2 separate regions of the Mus musculus genome follow, and region 2 is linked to region 1. A link is a loop called in an ENCODE intact Hi-C map of the cell type or tissue named here. Cell type or tissue: heart. All regions are shown on one strand. Each heading gives the region's core, and the rest is flanking DNA. Links, peaks and the distances in the headings are about the cores only.

The links. Hi-C counts contacts between places; a loop is a spot of excess contacts. Peaks named below come from ENCODE experiments on the same cell type or tissue, not always from the same donor. Only the 100,000 strongest peaks of a DNase experiment are listed, where the experiment ranks them.
Region 2: a loop joins it to region 1, with 2.9 times the contacts of the local background. A loop is called at or near these places in 6 of 42 quality-filtered maps.

Annotation. Positions count from the first base shown.
Region 1 is chr14:57,402,923-57,411,249 of GRCm38, reverse strand. No RefSeq gene overlaps it. Among named protein-coding and RNA genes, the nearest start is that of Cryl1, 8.6 kb to the right of the region's middle. In heart, for the core only: CTCF peaks have their summits at 1,919 (motif pointing right) and 3,719; a DNase peak (open chromatin) is centred at 3,609; H3K4me3 peaks cover 636 bases; H3K27ac peaks cover 801 bases.
Region 2 is chr14:56,960,549-56,968,875 of GRCm38, reverse strand. Zmym2 (zinc finger, MYM-type 2) reads right to left here. Exons shown (of 25, transcript NM_029498.4): 25 at 6,518-8,327. Among named protein-coding and RNA genes, the nearest start is that of Gm36789, 36 kb to the left of the region's middle. In heart, for the core only: a CTCF peak has its summit at 4,302 (motif pointing left); no DNase peak of the experiment used is centred there.

The DNA of each region.
Region 1 (8,327 bases), core at 161-8,160:
ACCTCCACACCTGGCTGTTCTCTATTTGTTTATGGTGACAGTAATGGGACACATGTAACAGACAAGCAAAGGGGGCCTAACTTGGGGCAGAAGCAGCTGGAATGGGGAATGAGGTACAGAGAAAACCAGTGGGGGAGGGGAACAAATGAAAAGGTATAGTGTAAAAAAAAGAATAGCCCGTGTATAAAGATGCCACGAAACCCATTATTTTATATGCTGACCTAAAACTTTGATAATAAAGAGTCCTTGTCCTCCGTTTTCAAATTCAAGTTAGATATATGTGTGTACAGGTGTAGAACTGTGAGAAAAAAAAAAACAAGAAAAATCTTTGTCGTTACAAGTACGTCTTCACCCATTAGCAGCTCCGAAAGGAGCACCTACGTGCATCCTCTGAAACCCCAGGATAAAAAGTCAAAGGAAACATTGGGCAGCTCAATAGAAGGCTGCTTTGTTAGAATTCTCTCAGCCTGGCTTCCATTTCTAGCACAGACAAACAACCCTCAAAAGTCACCCTGGGTCGTGATGCAATCAGTCTAGTTCCTTGCCTGTGTGCTTGTTGAATTAGCTTCTTGCTTTGGGTAGATTTCACATTCGGCGTCTCCAACACTTCTTGACAATCCACCCACCACTCAGAGCATCCGGAACACACACACACACACACACACACACACACACACACATTTAAAATATATGTGATGTCATCTTTTAGTGACTTCAGAGATTCCTTGGAAAGAAGCCACAAGACTTATACGTGGTTGTAACAAACAGAGCTGTGTGACAAAGAGCCACCATCTGTCTGAATGTAGTTACAGTCAAGCTCATTAAGTTCCCTAAACAATATTATTATGTGTGCTGGCTAGTTTTGTGTCAACTTGACACAAGCTGGAGTTATCACAGAGAAAGGAGTTTCAGTTGGGGAAATGCCTCCATGAGATTCAGCTGTAAGGCATTTTCTCAATTAGTGATCAAGGGGGAAAGGCCCCTTGTGGGTGGGACCATCTCTGAGCTGGCAGTCTTGGGTTCTATAAGAGAGCAGGCTGAGCAAGCCAGGGGAGGCAAGCCAGTAAAGAACATCCCTCCATGGCCTCTGCATCAGCTCCTGCTTTCTGACCTGCTTGAGTTCCAGTCCTGACTTCCTTGGTGATGAACAGCAGTATGGAAGTGTAAGCTGAATAAACCCTTTCCTCCCCAACTGCTTCTTGGTCCTGATGTTTGTGCAGGAATAGAAACCCTGACTAAGACACAATGATCGCAGCTTTTGTTACACATGTTTGGATAGGCTGTGCGTTGCCTGAAAGGGACATAACTACCTAAGGTGGTCCTATTTATAACATAGGCACCATAGATTTGATACTTATAATAATAGTAATAGTGAAAGAAAGATGAAATTTCAAGACCTATAAGTCATATAAAGTACTCAGAAATTGCTGGTTGTTTGTGAGCCTAGAGGCTGCCTGGGGCTGAGAAAAAAGAAAAACAAACCTGGGTATGCCCCGTAGTTAAAATATTCCTGGGAACAGCTTGACCATAAGATAAAGAGGAATGTGAGGACATAACAGGGCTATCTAAACTGAGTCAACAACTCACAGAACTCTGACACCCTGCACGTACATGTAATTTTTCTGCTGATGTTTGAATAAGCCAATAGTGTGTCGCTATGCTGAATTCCACACCCCTAAGCCCCTTACCCCATAAAAACCCCTAGCTTTCGCGCCTCGGGGCCGACATCTGTTATCTCCTGTGTGGGATGCAAGTCGGTCCGGAGCTCTGTAATTAAACGACCTCATGTAATTAAGGACCATCAAGATGGTCCTTTGTGATTTTTTGGGTGCACGCCAAATAGGGAATGGAGTGGGGGTTTCCCCACTAGGTTCTAACAATAGTAAAAAAAAAAAAAAATCGTCCAGAAGATGGCAGTAAAGTATCTTGGTTTTGTTTGGGAGAAAAAATACCCAACTTTGAATCTGAGGAGATGGCTCAGTAGGTGAAGTGCTTGACGCATGAGCTTGAGGATTTGAGTTTGGGTTACCAGGAAACATAAATGTCAGTTCAGGGATGTGTATGTATCCCTGGTGCTGGGGGCAGAGGTGAAAACTAGAAAAAACAAGGTAGAGAGTGATTGACTTCCACACTCAGGTGCACAGCTAGCTATACATTCACATGCACACACACACACACACACACACACACACACACACACACCTGAAAATGTGCACACAAAAATTGTGACAAAGTTTTGCTGATTAGGATTTGTTTCTTTAAAAAACAAAACGCTAAACATTATTATAATGAAAATATATCATAAATTGAGATCAGCCAGACTCAAAGTTTATCCATCTTAATGAGCTAGACCAGTGGTTCTCAACCTTCCCAATGCTGCAACCCATTAGTACAGTTCTTCATGTTGTGGTGACCTCCAACCATAACATTATTCATTGATACTTCATACTGCTGTGAGTTGAATTGGAAAAATTTGACCTGCCCGATATCTGATATTTGATGCCTATGAAAAGGTCATTTAAGACCAAGGGGTCACGACCCACAGGTTGAGAACCACTGTTCTACGCACTTAAAAATAGCCATTCTGAAGGTGTGGAGTCTACACTGGGTCCAGTATAACACGTGGAAGGGAGAATACAAAAGGGTGTATATTAGTTTGATGAGGAAGAACAGAATGCAGGCTAAGGCCACGTGGCCATGGAAGAGGACGTAAAGCTAGCTGGTTTTCTAGTTAGGATTCTGACATGGATTTGGAAGTAGTGGTGGATCAGGGTGCAAATGCCTAAATCCATAGATGCACAAGGCTTTTAAGTAAAACGAGTAGCAGTTTCGTAAAACCGATGCATATCCATCAGGTTATTTCCAGTACCCACAACAATGCCAACGCTGTGGGAATAGTTGTTACACTGATTGTTGAGGGAGCAGTTACAAGAGGAAAGTCTGTATGCGTTCCTTACAAATGTGGTTTTTTTTTTTTTTTTTTTTTTTTTTTTTTTTTCCAAAATATACACGCCCTTGTGCTTGGTTGGATCTGACAGTGTGAAGTGCTGACTATACCACTCACGACCACTCAGAGCTGTGGTTTGGGACACAGAGCGATGATCATATTTGACTTTGGAAAAATCTAAAAAGCAGAAAAAAAAAACTGCAGGGCTAAAAAAAAAAAAAGTAGCTGGGGTGGGGGTGGGGGTCGGGGGAAGAGTGGGGCAGGGGGCGGGGCTGTGAGTGAGTGAGTGAGTGAGTGCTTGCTCAGTAAAGACACCAAAGGCAGGGGATGTTGCTATGCTGAGATCAGCAAAATTCAGAGTTTTTAAAGTGAACCCAGATGAGGAACGCTTGGGAGCCCACTGGGATCATGTGACTCCAGTTCAAGAGGACAGGTTCACCTGGGTCAGCAAGACTCCCACAGGAGAGGGTGGCAAAGCAGGCCACCACCGGGAAGGGAGGCAAAGGGGCAAAGGGTTCTTCCCAGTCACAGGGGTTAGTTTAAATGCTCCGGAGAGTCCTTCTGGAGGTTTGGTCCAAGCGGTCAAGAGAGACTTGAATGTCCTTGGGATCCGGAAATCACAAAGCATCCAAAGCCCCTCCCTGTCCTCCAGCCTGACGTCAGACAGAGAGAGCCAAGCCATAGGAGAGTGCTGTGACAGAGGTGACTGAGAAAAGGCCTGAAGTCACACGACCCACCCTCTCTTTCCCTCTCCCTGAACTGCTGCCAGGGGGCGCAGGAGATTTAACCTCGAGACAGAGGCTGTATTTACAACTAAATTCCCTTAGGCGTCATGTTTATTCCCAAGTGTAGCAGGATGCTCAAGAGCCCACCCAGCTCTTTAAAGTCAGGGGAATCGGTTCCTGCCTTCATTTTTGAAAATAGGCAGACAAAAATAGAACTGAATCTTGACAGCCTGTTTTTCCAAGTATGACGAACATGTTGTACAGAGTTCTTGACACCATAGTCAGCAGCAGATGTTGACAAATGAGATCTATTAGATTATGTTCTCTCTCCCTCTCTCCCCCTCCTCACCCCCCTTCTCTCTTCAGTGTTTCTCTGTATGGCTCTGGCTGCCCTGGAACTCTCTCTCTAGACCAGGATGACCTTGAACTCACAGATCTGCTTGATGTGATTAAAGGAGTGTCCCACTACTGCCTGGCTGTAGTTTACTCTCTTAAGTAAGTTTTTTATTGTTATGAAACAGATATTTATGAGTCTTCAGGCGAAAAAAAAAACCCTTTTGAGATTTACTTATTTGATTTATTTTTCTTGTTTGTGTGTGGGTGTTTTGTCTACATGCATGTCTGTGTACTATGAATGCGCTGGTGTCCATAGAGGACAGAAGAGAGCACTGGATTCCTTAGGTCTAAGCTGATATTAGTTGTCATCTGGAGTTACAGATAGTTTGAGCTGACAAGTGGGTGCTGTGTGTTGTGGGAGAGCAGTCAGTACTCTCAACTGATGCACCAGCTCTCCAGCCCCTAAAAAAGCCTTACCACATATCCTACAGCTAACTTTTATCTGATTTTTTGATCACTTTAATAATACTATGATACACTAAAATGATGGACTATTTTGTTAATACAGTTTATATTTTTAGGGTCCCTGTCATCAACAAAATCATATTCTGTTCCCTCCCTTTCTTCTTTCCTGCTTCCCACCCTGGCGTGTCCAGGGTCTTACTTTATAGCCCAGGCTGACCTAGAACTAAAGTGCTGTGAACATGTTTTTATTTTTTTATTATGGCTTAAAGGTAAACCTTCTCTTTTTTTTTTTTTTTTTTTTTTTGTCCCATCATGTCGCTCAAGCTGCTCTGGAACTCCTGGGCTCAGGTGACTCTCCTGCCTCAGCCTCCTGAGGCAGCCATCACAGGCACCAGCCCGTGTTCCCGGCTTGCTTATTATGTTGAATTTTATTTCACCTCGACTTGTTTGGAAAGTAATCTTCGTTGTCTACTCTGGGGTTCAGGGCTTTGATTTTTTGTGTTCTGTAGGGCATGAGTAGAATAAACCACTTTGGAGCCACGAAGATTCCTGGTGGGAACGGTGTCCCCACCTGCACAGTGTCACTGTCAAACTGGAAAAGGAAACGAAGCAGGAGAGCTCTGAGTTCCTTCCCTTGGTTTTGGAAGTAAATGAGAGAAAGCAGGAGCATCATTGAAGCGTAAGCCTAGTATGTGCTTAGTAAGGAAAAAAGATAAAACATTTATTATTTTGTTGGAGACCAAACATTAAGCGTTTGTTAACAAACACATGTAAGAAAAAAAAAAAAAAAAAGGGTTGAGCGATTGAATGACCCAAACTTGAGCTTTGGTTATACACTGTGTGGTGCTGGTGACCAGCATCCTAGCAGCTCAGAGAAGAGAGGAGCCGTCATGGATGTAGTCATAGTTGCCAGGGGGAATGGAGTGGGCTATTTAAAAGGAGAGAAAGCTTCAGGTAATTTCTGGCAGAAACAGTCTGAGATTTGGAGAGGCTGTGGCTAAAGAGAGCTTCTTCAGCACCCCAGATCTCAGGGTGAAGGCATAGCTCAGTGGTAGGATGCTTGTCTACTATGTGCTAGTCCCAAGGATCAACTGCCCCCCCCGCCCCGTCTCCTCCTCTAGCCAAAATAAATGGAAAACAACAACAATAACAGCAGCAGCAGCAACAACAACAACAACAAAAACAGAAACAAAACCCTTAAGAACTGCCCAGACATTTTTCATTGCTTCAAATCTCATCTTCCCAAAGAGGCCTCTGCTAATCGTTGATTCCCAAACCATATTTATCGTGCCATTTATTTATCTAAACTTTGTTTAGTTTCTGTGTCTTTAATTAAAAGAAGCTTGGTGAAACTAAAGGTCTTTCTTTATTGGTCCTGGTTACCACTGTTCTCAAGGACTAGAATTGAGCTATCCAATACTGGATACACGCAGTTATTTGACTGAAAGTAGAATTAACTGAAGTATAATGGATTTCCTCAGCGACTTCAGTCATATTTAAAGTGCCAGTCCATACATGAGGCTGGCGAGTACCATATTGAAAAGGAATATTAGTCAGCTTTCAGTCACTTAGACAAAACACCCGAGGTGATCAGCTGTATTCGAGTTCATGATTTCACTGATGAACACTTGGCCCCACTGCTTTGGGCCTGTAGCAATAAAGCACGTTATGAAGGCAGCAATGATTAAGGAGATTGGTATACTTCATGGTGGCCAAGAAGCAAAAGGAAAGAGAACGAGGGCTGGGGTCCCAATGTGCCACCCATGATTGTTACTGTTCGTTTATTCAATGACCTAGTTTCCTCCAAGTCTCATCTCCTAAAGATTCTATCACCTCTCAAAAGTGCCACAGATTGGGGACCAAGTGTCCAACGTGTGGACACGTGAGAGATTCTTATGGTCCAAATTCAGTGTCAGAGGACTTGCTGTGCGTGTACAAATACATTGATTTAACATTTAATTCCTCAGTTCCATGAAAATTAGAATAAAGAAGAGGAAAGCTTAGACTAGAGCAGACTCTATAGACATCAAACCTTAGCATCACTGTGGAAGGTTCTGGACAACACTGAGTTAGAGTAGTGATACATAATATACTCAACACATATTGAATGAGGGAATGTTCAAAGAATGTTGTTGAGGCTTGTGTTGTGTTCTGTAAAGATAAGGAGAATGAGTTAGACAACTGTAGGGGTTTAATTAGATATGAAATTACTTCATACACTAAAAACCTGACATTAGTGTGAATTATTATTGTTCTAAGTCAAGCTTCACTGGGTCTCATGAAACGATGGTTCAAATGTCACCAGCTCTTGCTCTGGCCCATAGTACACACATAGACCCACTCTTTCACATCTAATCTTGGGAGTCCTATATGACCCCTCTTGCCAGAGAGTAACTTGTCAATGTTGATGACTGGACCATTATTAGATCAAAAGTTATTCAAATTCATAATTTATATAGAAACCTTCAGGTTAAAAAAATCCAACTATCATCAAAGTATTTATGTTTCTAGAAACTCAGAACACTGCTTGATAATCATGTGTTCATGGAGGCAGTGCACTTCTCTTCCCAGGTCCACTTTCTTACCTTAGTCACGTGGGCATCAAGGCTCAAATGCAGCACACACAGAGACACACACACACACACACAAAGACACACACACAAACACACACAGACATACAGACACACACATAGACACAGACACACAGATACACACAGACACACAGATACACACAGACAGACACACAAACACAGACACAGACACACACAGACAGACAGACAGACAGACACACAGAGACACATACACAGAAACACACACAGACACAGAGTCAGAGACACAGACAGAGACAGAGACAGAGACACAGACACAGACACACACACTTTGAGGATTTCCTCAAGAGCACTCATTCATCAACCGTATGTATATGACAACTCTTAGTAAGACTTAGGCTGCACAAGAAGTCAGGGAAGGAAAATGGTAACCAGGTTGAATTTGGGGAGGTGAGGAGTGATGTTTTTTGTTGTTGTTGTTTTCAAGTCAGGGTTTCTCTATGTAGCCCTGGGTGTCCTGGAACTCATTCTGTAGATGAGACTAGTCTCAAAATTACCTAACTCTTTAATCCCAAGTGCTGAGATTAAAGGTATCCACCACCACTGCCCTGCTCAGGCTGAATTCTTGATGTCCCCACCTCCGTAACTCAAGAGGCCTCCTTCGAATATCCTCGATGTTCCCTTTGAGTGATGACATTATTTACAGACATTGGTATTTATAGGGAATAGCCCCTGTCATTTTATGAGACAGTCCAATGGTGGGCTTCAGTAACAGCTTGTGCCACCAGGAGGATGCAGAGCTGGCTCCATGCACTCTGACTGTTGGAGCTTGGGAGGTGGCCTGGCTCTGCAGAATTCACAGTCTCCACTGTGCTACAAGGACCTGACTCTGATCTTACCTTTTCTAGCTGTTTCCTTCAGGACACACATATGGTTTAGACACAGCACTTCTTTTATACTGTAAGCAGTTGATGGCCCAGAAGCGTCCAGTTTCTTTACCTCAAAGATAACCCCAAATCTGATGGCTCTTCTTGGTGGTTGACTATATGTGGAAGTAAGTAGCTGGGCACACCTGTGGGGGATTTTTAAAAAACCTTTTATTGATTCTTTGTGAATTTTGCATACTTAAATATAACAAATGCCTTTTAAAAAGAAATGGAAATGGGAAGCCTCACTTTTATCTTTTGAGGTGGGAAGATAGACCTTTAGTCCTTATCTTTGGAGCCAGGAAGGTCCATCTTTAATCTGTACCACACTTTCTGCTGCCAGCCTAGAGAAAAGACATGGAAGAAGGAAGCTGCTCTC
Region 2 (8,327 bases), core at 58-8,057, 440 kb after region 1:
CTCACACACTCATCCATGCATCTTTAGTCAGCAGCTGTGAACTGCAGGCTTCTGGTTACGGGATCATCAAACCCCCACATCACTCTTCCCTCAAGCTCCCCTCGTTCTTTTCTTTTATTCTTGAGGGTGGTGGTGGTGGGGTATATGTGTAAGACAAAGATCTCAGTTTATAACCAAGGCTAGACTCTACCTCTCAATCCTCCTGCCTCAGATTCCCAAACGCAGGGACAGGGGTCCAATCATCACATTTGGCGTTCTACTCACTCTTCATGGGCTGTGATTTCACCATACACCACAGTTGCTTGTAAGGAGTTACCCAGACTGAAGTGACTGAAGACTCAGCTTTTTCTTTCCTCCTTTCTCTCAGTGCTAAGCCAAGGTAGAACTCAAGCCTAGTATATGTGCTAGCACTCTACCACAGAGCTCCATCAGCCCCTCAAACTAAATGTCTATCTCTATCAATAAATCTATATGGGGAAAAAATCCACTAAAACCTAAAAGATAATGCTGAGATGGGTTTGTATGTATTTGGAGCAAGACTTAGCAGAGATTGAAACACTTGAAGCTGATGGTAGCTGGTGGCCTCGGCAGGCCCCATGGTAGCATGCCTAAATCTACCCATGACTAAACCCACAGTGGCAAGGACCAACACCATGCACTCTCTTGGACCCTGGATCCACAGACTTTTGTTAAGAGAAATCACAATTTAATAGCCCCTTCTGGTCTTGCCACACTATTAAGCTTGGGGACTTAACAATGTAAACTTTTATTGTACTTTTGCATTCAAGGCCAAGCTGAAATTTCTTTCTCCCTGTGGTGTGTGTGTGTGTGTGTGTGTATGTGTGTGTGTGTGTGTGTGTTTGTGTGTGTGTGTTTGTGTGTGTGTGTGTGTGTGTCAAATCCCAGCAACCACATGGTGGCTCACAACCACCTGTAAAGTCTGAAGACAGCTACAATGTACTCACATTGATAAAATAAATAAATCTTAAAAAAAAAAAAGAAACTAGCTTTTGTTACAGGGGTAGAGATGTTTCTTAAAGAGCAAGTAAAAAATCACAAGGCAAACAATGCTACAATAGAAAACATAGTTCAGGAGAGGGACTTCCAACAACTAACATTAACCCGACAGCTGATGGTACAACCTCAGTCCATGCAACTCTGTATGGAAAGGGATCAATCTGCAACATAAGGATATACTGAGAGGTAAATAAAACAAGAGTATAAGTAAACAAGTAAACAAAGAAAGGAGGAAGAGAAAGAAATAAATTGTAAAAAAGGAAACAAAACAGAAAATTGTTACTATTGCCTTTCAAGAGAGGAATGCACTTGACTCCTGACTTGCCAGCAGTCAGTAACACTACCCATTCGAGAAGACATTTTTATTAAAGATGAGACCCAACAGATAAACATTTGCAACCAACCACTTCCGATAACAAAGTATTGGCTTTGACCCCCACTTAAACAAAATGAGCAGTCCTGTCAAATAAAGGGCATTCCATTGGGGCTTTAATAGAATATAGTGATTTTTCTGTAAATTTTCATCTTGCAGTAGAAGCCTTGTGGGAATTCTATTAAGTACCTCATAATGTCATCATAAGTACCTTATTTTTTTTCCTATTGTTTCTTTCCTAGAGCCTAGCATATTCTCTGGTCCTTTACAGATGTTTATAGATGAGAGCACTGTGCCTTGGTGCTAGCAGTGGTGGCAGTGACTGAGCCCTCCGTGTGTGGCTATCACTGGCTCTCCTGTGACCACTTACCACCTGCCTCCTAGCTTCCAAAGCTTCTTGCACACCTATTATTTTTGGCATACACACACTTGCCATTTTGTATCAAGAAGAGTTCTGGGTTCTAGGTCACTTGGACTTCCTGCTTCACACCTGGCTGAACTGTACAGTGGCTCCAGAGCACACTTCTAAAGCCCCAGATGGCATTTCTGCCATTGGCTTGTGTGACACAGGCCTTTAAATTGTGAGTGATAGCACCACCTTGCAGGTGGTATTACACTGGAATGATTGCTCTTAAACCCACAGGAATTTTGACTGGTGTCAGGGAGCCTCACACTTTAGGGCAAACACTCTAGCTTTGGTGAAAAGCACAGATGTAACAGCATAAATATGGCCCAGGTAGAGCTCAGGATAGTTAATTTAAGTGGAATAAAACGTAGGTGCAGAGCACTGCCTCTGTACTAGGCTTTCAGACTGACATCATAAAAAATAGTCTAACCCAGAACAGGAAGGGTTAGATGGGCTTTGCTGAGAATATTTTTATCTCCCTCTAACTACACGCCCTGTTCCTTTAAGGATTTGTGGCTGATTTTGACTAGGTTTCTAACCAATGTTACGAACACAGCTCCTCTAAAGCCCATGCAGACTACTAACCAGGTGCCCACATCTGGCCCCAGACCCCAACTCTCTTGTATTGAAATGGAAGGCCTAGAACTCAAAAGGCAGCAGGAGAGTAGCAGCATTCAGGATGAGTCAGCAGAGACCCAGGTAAGACACAGATGCTCACAGGCACATTCTTATACATCATTCCAGTCTACTTAAAAACCATTATTCAACAAACATTTTTATGTGCACTAGTGTTTTGCATACCTGTATGTCTGTAAGGTTGACAGATTCCCTGGAACTGTTGTTAGACAGGTTTGAACTGTCACGTGTATTCTGGGAACTGAACCAGGATCCTCTGGAAGAATAGCCAGTTCTCTTAACCACTGAGCCACCGCTACAGTCCTGCAACATGTATATTTACACCTAATACGTGCCAGAACTTTCCTAGGTACTTTCGATGGGGAGTGGGGGGATGACTATACCCCCATTACATTACATTCACACAAAGTATAATGTATACTCTGCTCTTGTAGCAAGGAGACATTTAAAAAAGAATGGGACAGACATGTACAAATAAATCTCTGAAGACAGAAATCTCACATCTGGGAGATTTTCTCTGCTATTTCCATCTTGCATTTCCTTCTGGACAGAACTGGAAACATGTCAGTAGAGATGCCTGGAATTTCAGTCAGATAGAAAGAGCTGGTTTCACTGTGAGCTGGTACTAGGTATAGTGCTTCACTTAAAGGCCCAGGTGCCCATCTTAGCCAACAGTCTCCCCAGCTACAGACCGTATCCTGGAGAGGAGGGGCCAGGCTCTATGTCCCATTCCATTCTCAGCATGTGACCAAGTCCCTGCAGGATGGTCAGTTTGTTGAATAGATGATTGGATCCTGTGAAAATAGCTCTCCACAAAGGTATCTTGCTTACATACTTAGGCTACAAATGCTCAAAAGGGTGGAAAGTTATTATTACATTTTAGTAATTCTGAATTCAATGGTGAATCTAAAGTTATCACTTGTATATTTTATTCCTATTTTATGCACTCTTAAAATCCAAGTGGGGCCAGGTGTAGTGGCATATTCCTTTAGTCCCAGAATCTGGGAGACTGAGGACGGTGGATCTCTGAGTTAGACAACAGCCTTGTCTACATAGTGAGTTCTAGGACAGTCATAGGTACATAGTAGACTGTATAAACAAAACCCAAATGCAAATTTTACAAATTTATCTCTACTTCTCCCTCAACAAAAAAAAAGCCTAAATATTTTACTAAAAATACCAATCTATTACATTTATCACCAATCCCTTATTAATAATACTTAAAAATTCTGAAAAAACTTTTTCCCCCAAGTCTGTGACAGAGATGGACTTACACTGTGTACACATAGCTTATGCCAGTCACATTCTTGGTTCTTTTTTTTTATTATTTTCTTTATATACATTTCAAATGCTATTCCAAAAGTTCCCTATACCCTCCCCCCACCCTGCTCCCTTACCTACCCACTCCCGCTTCTTGGCCCTGGCATTCCCCTGTACTGGGACATACAAAGTTTGCAATACCAAGGGGCCTCTCTTCCCAGCGATGGCCGACTAGGCCATCTGCTACATATGCAGCTAGAGACATGAGCTCTGGGGGTACTGGTTAGTTCATATTGTTGTTCCACCTATAGGGTTGCAGACCCCTTCAGCTCCTTGGGTGCTCTGTCTAGTTTCTCCATTGGGGGCCCTGTGTTCCATCTTATAGATGACTGTGAGCATCCACCTCTGTGTTTGCCAGGCACTGGCATAGCCTCATACGAGACAGCTATACCAGGGTCCCTAATAACAAGGTGGTGCCCCAACCCCATTAACATCAATCTACAGCACATAATTCACCCGTAAAGAGCCTATATTACAAGATTCCCAAGGACTTTAAATATAGTATGAATACCACAAACACAAATAGATACCATGCTGTGCTCTACTGCCACCTTCTGACAGCAACTTAGAACTACAAAATTGTGCATTTGAGAGAGGCAAACCCTGTTTGAAGTAGTTCTGATAGATGAGACACTACCTCAAATGAGCAACAACAAACTATTAACATGTGATCAGTGTCTGAATGTTTTATATTGTATAGAGCTAAGAACTCACTATGACTTAGTGAGCTGAGTTTATTCCAAAAGCAATTGCTGTGGAAATCCCTCTACCAGTGTAGAATAACCTGCAACATGTTGCACATTGTGTGTTCCACTTACTGTACAGAACTTAGAAACTGGATTGCTTTTGATTCACTGTAGCCAAGGTCCTTGTAGACATGGCTAACGCCTGGTAAATATTACAGGTCTGTGGTTGGGAGCTACTTCATACTCATACACTGGGTTGGGCTGAAAGCTATAGACCAGGGCTGATACCATCACTGTCCAGAACTACTCTGACCATTTCTACTGGAGCACCTGCAGTCACAGGACAATCTACACCACATTCACAGGCAGTGATGGTCTCTTAAACAAATGTAGAGCACAGCAGCAGCCTTTGGGAGTACTTCTATCTTGTTCACAGCCTTCTGAAGATGGAGAGTGCATCCATTATGTAGGTGTATCTTGTTTAGAAGTACTTTGACACACTTTTCTACGTACCCTGGAGAGCAGCAGTTCTGTAGTACACACACATACAAAAAAACCGTGTAAAAAGCTGGGCCTAGTGGCGCACTGCTTTGATCCTACTACTCAGGAGGCAGAGGCAGGCCAGCAGCCTGATCTATAGTGCAAGTTCCAAGACAGCCAGGGTCACACGAAGAAACCCTGTCTTGATAAATCAAGAGAAAAAAGGGAAGTGTGTAGTAAACAGTTGTGTGTTAATATCACTGTGCAGTTTTGAGTTGGACTTTAAAAACTGATATGGTTTCTGTACTAAAGCTGTTTTAGACCTTCCCCATCTCCAAGAAAACATACTAAGTGAATCACAAGGATCGACTGTCAGTCTGTGAGGTGCATTGTAACCAAGCTCAATTTGCTACTCGAGAATCAGAAACGCAAGCAGTACTGGGCTTTAGAAACCTCAAGCCCTGCCATTCTTACTGTCACTGTGCTTCGAGAGAGAGAGAACATGGTCAGTTTGGAGCTCAGCTGTGATACCATGGCCTGTGGCTCTCCAGTCCCACACGAGCTGAGATGTTTGGCAACACACGATCAATCTGGAGTCTGTAACGATTCCGACACTCAAAGTGTTTGTGTGTTGTCATGACGGCCCTTCAACAGTTTTGGATTTTTAAGACCATCGCAGATCTCAGATTTTCAAACTAGGAATGTTCAGTTAGTCACTTCTGTCCACAAGTTAAATCTTAAACTTGTATTTTGGTCTAAATCCATCAGCTTGTGATTCGGTAATGAGGCTGTCCCCTGCCTTTTATTATAGGACATTTTCCTACCCAATTCATCTCACCATGCGGTAAGCACAGTGGTTTATGATTATCCATCTTCCAGATGAAGATGCAGAGTAGCTGTTTCTACTCCCAGCCCCTTAACAAGACATTGACCTGTTGTAGATAGAAGCTTCCAAACTGGTGACACTCTGCAATTGGTGTAATCCCAAGGACACAGCAGAAAAGAATTAGTAAACTTGAGCAAACTTCAGTCTAAACATACATAATGGCTTGTCAGGGGTAAAACTGATAATTCTGCAATTAAGTTAGTGAAATTTGTTCTTTAAAATGCTTTCACCCAGACACGAAAGTCATGTCTTTTTGTTTTTTTGAGAGAAACTAAAGAAACTTACAATTAATGGTAGCTTAGAACAAAAGCAGAGCCGTGTAATGATACCCCCCTTGAAAATAGCTGGCCAGATAAAAACATTAATGTTTAGTAATTTATGACTGTATTTAGGATATTTAAGACATTTAGGACCACAGACTGAGTGGCACCTATGGTAGGGAAATGCAAACTCAAACTTGCCATTTTCTGTCCTCTCCAGCGGGACTGTCCTCTCTGCTCCATATAATGAGTCACCCCGGTTTGCAAACCACAATTGGCCAAGACAAAGGGAAGCCAGAAAAAGCAGTGTAAATTAGAAAGCATAGGACAATATGCACCCTTCTCCTATTTCAGTATGAACACTCCAATAACCACTCCATTTCATGAAAGAAAAACATGAGTTACAATTTGAGTAAAAAGTACTTTTATGGGGAAAAAAAAAGACTGAGCGTCTTGCCTAGAAAAATCCTTTAATATCTCATGTTACCTAATACAGTAAAAGCCTTTTGAAATGCGTTAAGGATTCAGTTTGCATGGGAAATCCACCTGCCTCAGAATAGCTAGTCATCTTTTTCATTGAACGATTTTAAGTGGCAAAATCGTTCAGAACAGAAAAATATAGTATCTTCAATAGACATCTCAAGACAATAAAGTTATATTTACAGGATGCTGTCTATAATCAGAAGTCACCAAGAAATAAAAATAAACTATCATTTCAATGTCCTTTCTCTCAGCAGTTAGTTATGGCCACACACTAAAGACAGCCAAGAATCAAGGAAATGTGTTCCAGGTGAAATAAATTTCCCAGAACAATTCTCATAAAATAGTTTGTTTTTCTTTCCCCCTGAGAATCAAGTAGATCAATCATTGGATTGCATGAGACAAAGGCAAGCTCTAGATCCTCTATCATGTACGATCAAACTTCTGTAGGCATTTCTGCTTAGAAAAGCTAAAATGTACAAACAATAAAAACTAAATAGCAAGACACGGTGCTTAGTAGTACCACGGCAGAAATTTATGGTATTGGTAAAATATACATGTGACATTTGTGGGTAAATTTATTGCTTTTTTTTGATGGGCTATAGCACCACTCTGAAGAATAGAAGATGGTTAGGATTAACCAGTCTTTAATCACAATATGCATTTCTAGTAAAAGTGCTTCAGAAGGCGCGCTGAAAAGCCAAGAAACATCTGCATTCTGTTGTTAAGTGTTTCCAGCTTCACTTAACAGGCGAGGGGCAGGTCTGTCTTAGTAAAGTATGGAGCTGCCACTATCAGTCTGATGATTCAAATAGAAAACCAAGGGACTGAAGTTATTCAAACTTATAAAAATTTAGAACACTATAAATTTTCATGCCAAAAACATTTCAGATAGTTATTGCTTAAACGAGCAGTAGCTATACCTGTGAAATTTTCAAAATCATGATTGAGAAAATTTCTTTACTTGCTAAAATTTATGCTAAAGAAGAGAGAAATTGATAAGGGCTATATACTGTCTAGTCACTATGGAAAACAATTTCCCTCAGAACTATTTTGAAAACTAGTATCACCATGGTGATTTCAGGATTCAGAAATAAGAAGGAAACATCACACATGCTATATACAAAGTCAGCTAAATAACTGATAATTTTCAGATACCACTTTACTCAGTCTTTAGAAAGTATAATTTGAAGTAGATTTCCTTAATCTAAAAGTTATGAACAGATAAACTGCTATGCAGAAGCACAAAAGTATTTTAAATGTAATCTTCTATAAGAAGTAATTAAATTTCAAAGCCAAACAACCTAGTAGCAAGCAAGATTTCCTCTGACACTGGCACTGGCACCATCCACCAGCTTCTGTTTCTTCAGTCTCCTGGACTAGTCAGCATTCTCCATTGGTAATAGCCATAGAACAATGTGACACTGTCTCCCTTCAAGTAGCCTGACTTTCTAAAATGAATATTTCAAGAGTGGCATTTCTAAAAATAATTCTGCCCCACATATGCATGTCACTTCTGGAAGCAGCACAAGACCTCCAGCGAGAGTGGTGACACTCGAGAGTGCTATGCAAGCTGTAATACACCTGGCAGGTGAGGGCCTCAGATGCTGATGGCTGCCGTGGGAAAGAAAAACAAGAGTCTTACACTGTCGCCGGACATTTTACAAAGAAAAATGTCTTAATCTTGTTTTCAAGTTATAGTCACTCTCTCTCTCTCACTCTCTCTCTCTACTTACACATATATACATACTTTTTTTCCTTAAATTGATGGGGTGATGCAGAA